2 separate regions of the Homo sapiens genome follow, and region 2 is linked to region 1. A link is a contact called in ENCODE Hi-C data. All regions are on one chromosome and are shown on one strand. Each heading gives the region's core, a stretch centred on a gene start or an enhancer-like site at or near the end of the contact. The rest is flanking DNA. Distances are from core to core; before and after follow the strand shown.

Region 1 (2,700 bases), core at 176-2,675:
AAAACTCTCCCCAGGTCATGGTACCAGAAATGTTGATGGCTGATGTAATACCTTGTTTCTTATCTTCTTAGTTTAAGAGACACACAGCAAAAGAAGTACAGCATAATTTATTGCAAAAAAAGAGAATATTTTGAAAATTAAGTGCAGAATAGACGGTACGGTCTGAGAAAGAGATTCCAGGGCAGCCTGCTCATAAAAGTGAGACAGAGCTAATTATTGCTGGAGAAACCCTCTTTATGGGAGTTTTGCATGATTATTCATAAGAAGGTGGAAAGAAGTGTTGCAGAAAGCATGTTCTGACTGGTCTTCTGGGTGCACAGTGCAGTAGCTGTACACATTTGTGCATACATTGCATGTCTCAGTAGCATCTTAAATCTCCACCCAGGAATGTGTTTTTTACTGTTAAAATAAACAAAGGGTCAGGTTGAAGACAGATAAAATCAAAATGCAAATGCTTTTTATAAGTAAAAGTCCCTACTGATGATAGCGGGTTTCAAATGACCCCAAGTGCTCCACATCTTAAAAGTTGCTCCCATAAAGCTGGAACACTATCTGTTCCTGAGGTATCAGGTCCCATATGTGGCTCCGAGTCACTGGCAAGCCAGGCCTGACTTGAGATGAGACCATTAATTTCAAGTGTAAAATGCCTAAATAGTCAGCAACTTCAGGTTGCATTTTGGAGCATGTCCACTTAAATGGGTTGATGAAAATGGCTCACAAGACTCACGCCTCGGAGTCTTAGCAGATTTTGTGCGACCCAATAATTAACCTTCTGATGACTAGACTTTCACAGTTGTGAAAAAGGCGACTTTGAGAGTGACATTTCCAGGAAGCCACAGCCCTTGTCACCCCCTGCAGAGCTCTGAAGCTGCTCACAAGCAGGCCAGGTGAAAGATTTCTCTCAAAAACGGTTAAGTGCATGCTCTGGCTAGAGAAAAATGAGGGTTGCGGCACAATCGACTGTGTCTCAGACATCAGGAAAGTTTCCACAGCAGTTTAGGAAAGAAGGCAGCGCCTAGGGCTGCAGAAGACGTAATGCTCTGGAAAGAACCCTGGGTGCAATTGAAAGAGGAACCTGAGAAGGATAGGCTCAATCGGGTGAGGACAAACCGGCCATTTGGGAAAAGGGAAGGTGTCTTCGTAGGGTAATACCCTCCTCAATGCCCAGCCCAGACCTGCCCTCCAGGTGCACCTGTGTACTCACTCTCCTTGCAAAGAGTTGGCATAGCATAAGAACTCAGGAGTGCTTTGGACTCTGGGAAGTCCACACCGCTCTAACCCTCCCTCCAGGGCTATGCACCCCGGATCCTGGTACATGCTGGGAGTATAGTTCTGAAGCCTACCGACAAACAGGCTGAGAGCAGTTAACGGACTACAGCTCCCAGCATATTAGGTGGGGCGCGTACCACTCTGCCCCTTCTTCCAGTTCTGCGCCTCGCCCTGGAGCCTGGCGCATGCTGGGATTGTAGTCCTGTAGCCCTTTGACCAAAGGGTTGGGAGTGTTTATGAGAATACATCTTCCAGCAATCCTAGGGAGGCGCACACAGCCCGGTCTCTTCCTCCAGTGACACGCATTGTCCCTGAGACTAGTGCATGCTAAGATTGTAGTCCTGCAGCTCTTTGAGGAAAGGGCTGGAAGAGTTTATGAGCATATATCTCCCAGCAAACCTAGGGAGACGCACACAGCCCCGCCTCTTTTTCCAGTGACGCGCACTGTCCCTGACCCCGGTGAATACTGGGATGGTAGTCCTGTAGCCACGGGACCGGAAAGTCTGGGAGTCTTTATGAAACTACATCTCCCAGCAAGTAGAAGGAGGCACCCACAGTCCAGTCTCTTCCACCAGTAATGGGCACTGTCCCCGAGCTGTGTGCATGCTGGGACTGTAGTCTTGCAGCCCGGTGATGAAAGGGCTGGGAGTGTTTATGAGACTACATCTCCCAGCAAGCCCACCGAGGGGCGCATGGCCTTGCCTCTTCCTCCAGGGACGCGCACTTTCCCTGAGTCCGGTGCATGCTAGGATTGTAGTGCTGCAGCCCTGTGACCAAAGGACTGGGAGCGTTTATGAGACTGCATCTCCCAGCAAGACCAGCAAGAAGTGCGGAGCCTCGTCCCTTCCTCCAGATATTAGCGCACTCTCCCTGAGCCTGGTGCATGCTGAGATTGCAGTGTTGCAGCCCTGTGACCAAAGAGCTTTGTTATAGTTATCTGTGAAGTATTCAACAAATTACTTTACTTAATTATTACTGGAAGCCAGAACCTCAGTTGCGTTCACTTTTTGGATATTATATGAGTGAAATTGTATAATATGTATACTTTTACATCGACTTTCTTCTATGCAACATTATAGTTATGGTATTAATTCATGATATTGCAGATAGCTATAGTTTGTTTATTTAATTTTTTTTTTTTTTTACTTTGTGGTAAAGTGTACATCAAATTAACCATTTTAGCTATTGTAAGTTTGCAGCTCAGAAAAATTAACTACATTCACATTGTTTTGCAACTATCATTCCCATTCATACGGACCTTCTTTCAACTTGCAGAAACAAAACTCTATACCCATTAAATAAGCTCCTTGTTACTCCCCTCAGGCTTCTAGGAACCACTCTTCTACTTGGGTTTCTAGAATTTCTTTACTCTAAGTATCTCATAATTGGAATGATTCAGTATTTGTTCTTTTATGACTGGCTCGTGTCACT
Region 2 (2,700 bases), core at 146-2,645, 1.9 Mb after region 1:
ACATCAAATCTTATTTTAAGAACACTTAACATAAAATCCACTCCCTTGGTAATTTTTGAAATATCCAACACAGTACCGTTAACTATAGGAACTGTGTTGTACAGTAGATTTCTAGGACATATTCATGACAGTATAGTCTCTTCAATAAATGTATTGGGAAAACTAGGTATCTAGATGCAAAATAATAAAATTGGATATTTATCTTACACCATACACAAAAACAAATTCAAAATGGATTAAAGACTTAAATCTAAGACCTGAAACTATAAAACTCCTAGGAGAAAACATAGAGAAAAAGCTTCTTGACGTTGGCCTTGGGAAGGATTTTCTGGATATGACACCAAAGCACAGGCAACAAAAGCAAAAATAAACAAGGGGATTGCAGCAATCTAGAAAGTTTCTGCACAGCAAAGGAAACAGTCTACAAAATGAAGAAACAACCTATGGAATGGGAGAAAATATTTGCAAATCATATATCTGAGAAGGAGTCAATATTCTCCTTATTTCAATAGCCACAACCCTGCTGTGATGAATTCAACTGTCTTACTCAAGCTTAATCACCCCCAAACCCAGGCTAAGTCAATCCCTGCCCAGATAAACCTCACATACCCATGACTGAATAAGATACCCACTTTAGGCAAACACTAACTACAACTCAAGCCCTACCTCTTCTAATAACCACCAAAAGCCCAACTGCAAAACATACAAACATAACACTATCCAAGCCACCCAACCCCATTCACAGCATCAATCTAAAACACAACCCAGCTACAAACCTCTCTATACCCCAACTCCCAGTTGCACCAACTCTACCCCAGCTCCATTCAAGAAAAAATACCATTTCCTCTCTAGAATGCACCAAAACATCTATTCAGCCCAACCTATAAATACAATTATTCACCCCATGCTCATCCCCACTCACTTTTTGGATATTACCCTATCTCTAAGGTCTTACAACCTCCCCACCTCAACTCCCTACCCAACTCCAAACTGCTATACCCCTCCTATAGCTCCTCAACTTGCACACAGTCTCTCACACCTAACTCATGAATTAAGCCCCCATCCCAATGACAGCACTACCTAAAATGTTCCATGCTTAGACTGTCCACTATGCCAGGATCAACAACCTCTTCAATTTGTCTTGGCAGAGCAGAACCAGGGGAGATCTTTACATGAAATTAACCTTGGGAATAACATCTGTGACCCACCTGAGACCAGAAAAGGCTTTAGGTGTTGCCCACTATATGTGAGTAGGAGTCACTGCAGAGGTCACCAAGATACCAGTACCACATGCAAGACGCCAGAACCTTTGAGAGAGGCCTGAGTTACCTGGAGTCTTTTGAGCCAGGATCATAAGGATGGCAATGGTCATTAAACAGGGCTTCATGACTGACATGTTCCACCAGAATGAAGGGCTGTGTTGCAGGTGACCAAACAGAGATCACTGTAGCAGAGCAGTAGCCCGCCTTTATTAGTTTTGGAAATGCGTCAGGGTTCTGTGCAGTGAACTAAAAGGGATGGGAGATACCTGATGTCAGGCAGGAAGAAGGACAACATGTATCACTTATCTGAGCTGGATACTCTGTGTAAGCGTGGGAGACTTGCCAGCAGTGCTCATGTCTGTGTGGGCCTTTCTTCCCATTAAGAAATAAAGACAAATTAGAGCCAGTTGGCATTTTGTGTGAAACGAATTTGAATGAATGAATCAACCAAGCAAGCAAGCAAACTTGAAAAAACTTATAAACAATTAGATAAGAAATAAGCACGTGTATACCTATGTGAGGCACGTGTATACCTATGTAACAAACCTGCACGTTCTGCACATGTACCCCAGCACTTAAAGTATAATTGTAAAAAAAGAAATAAATAATTATTTTTAACTGTAGTCACCATGCTGTGCCCACAGAACACCAGAACTTATTCCTCCTATCTAACCGAAAGTTTGTACCCATTGACCAATGTCTCCCCTTTCCCCATCCACCCTCCCTCGAGGCTCTGGTAACAACCATGCTAATCTCTACGTCTATGAGTTCAATTTTTTTAGATTCCACATCTAAGTGAGATCATATGGTATGTGTCTCTCTGTGCCTGCTTTATTTCACTTCACATAGTGTCTTCTAGGTTCATTCATATGATTGCAAATAACAGAATTTTCTGTTTTTTAAAGGCTGAATAGTACTCCAGTATCTATAGTTAATAATAATGTAAAGAGCTAAAAGAAAGATTTTTAAATGACCTCATCACAAATAAATAATAAATATTTGAGGTGATGGACATGCTGATCTCTCAATTAATTGATCCCTTTATTATTATATAATGACCTTCTTTGTCTCACTTTGTGGTTTTTTACCTAAAGTCTATTTTTTCTGTTGTAAGAAAAGCTGTTCCTGCTCTTTTCTGGTTTCTTTTTCCATGGAACATCTTTTTCCATCACTTAACTTTCAGCCTATGTGTTTCCTTAAAACTGAAATGAGTCTCTTGTAAGCAAAATACAGTTGAGTCATTTAAAAAAATCAATTCAGCCACTCCTTCAATTGGCAAACTGAATCCATTTACATTCAAAGTAAGTATTGATAGGTAAGGATTTACTTTTGCCATTTTGTTCATTCTTTTCTGGTTATTTTATACATCCTTTGTTCCTTTCTTCCTCTTTTGCTATCTTCCTTTGTGATTAGATTATTTTCTATATTAGAATGCTTT

Evidence for each region. Hi-C counts contacts between places; a loop is a spot of excess contacts on that map. Pooled maps may share reads with other maps.
Region 2: a map of CD4-positive, alpha-beta memory T cell shows a loop between it and region 1 (14-fold over the local background). The contact joins the promoter of DEFB116 here to the enhancer-like site in region 1. A Hi-C loop is called at or near these places in 7 of 168 maps with a recorded cell type or tissue (A673, CD4-positive, alpha-beta memory T cell, Caco-2 and 4 more), 13 of 37 single-sample maps with no recorded cell type and 16 of 50 pooled maps.

Annotation. Positions count from the first base shown.
Region 1 is chr20:29,443,711-29,446,410 of GRCh38, forward strand. No RefSeq gene overlaps it. Among named protein-coding and RNA genes, the nearest start is that of FAM242B, 100 kb to the right of the region's middle. Within about 2 kb of position 1,426, at least 4 of the 41 ENCODE cell types and tissues checked have a DNase peak (open chromatin) inside an H3K27ac peak, as active enhancers do.
Region 2 is chr20:31,307,190-31,309,889 of GRCh38, forward strand. DEFB116 (defensin beta 116) reads right to left here and starts at 1,396. Exons shown (of 2, transcript NM_001037731.1): 1 at 1,330-1,396. The coding sequence starts at 1,396.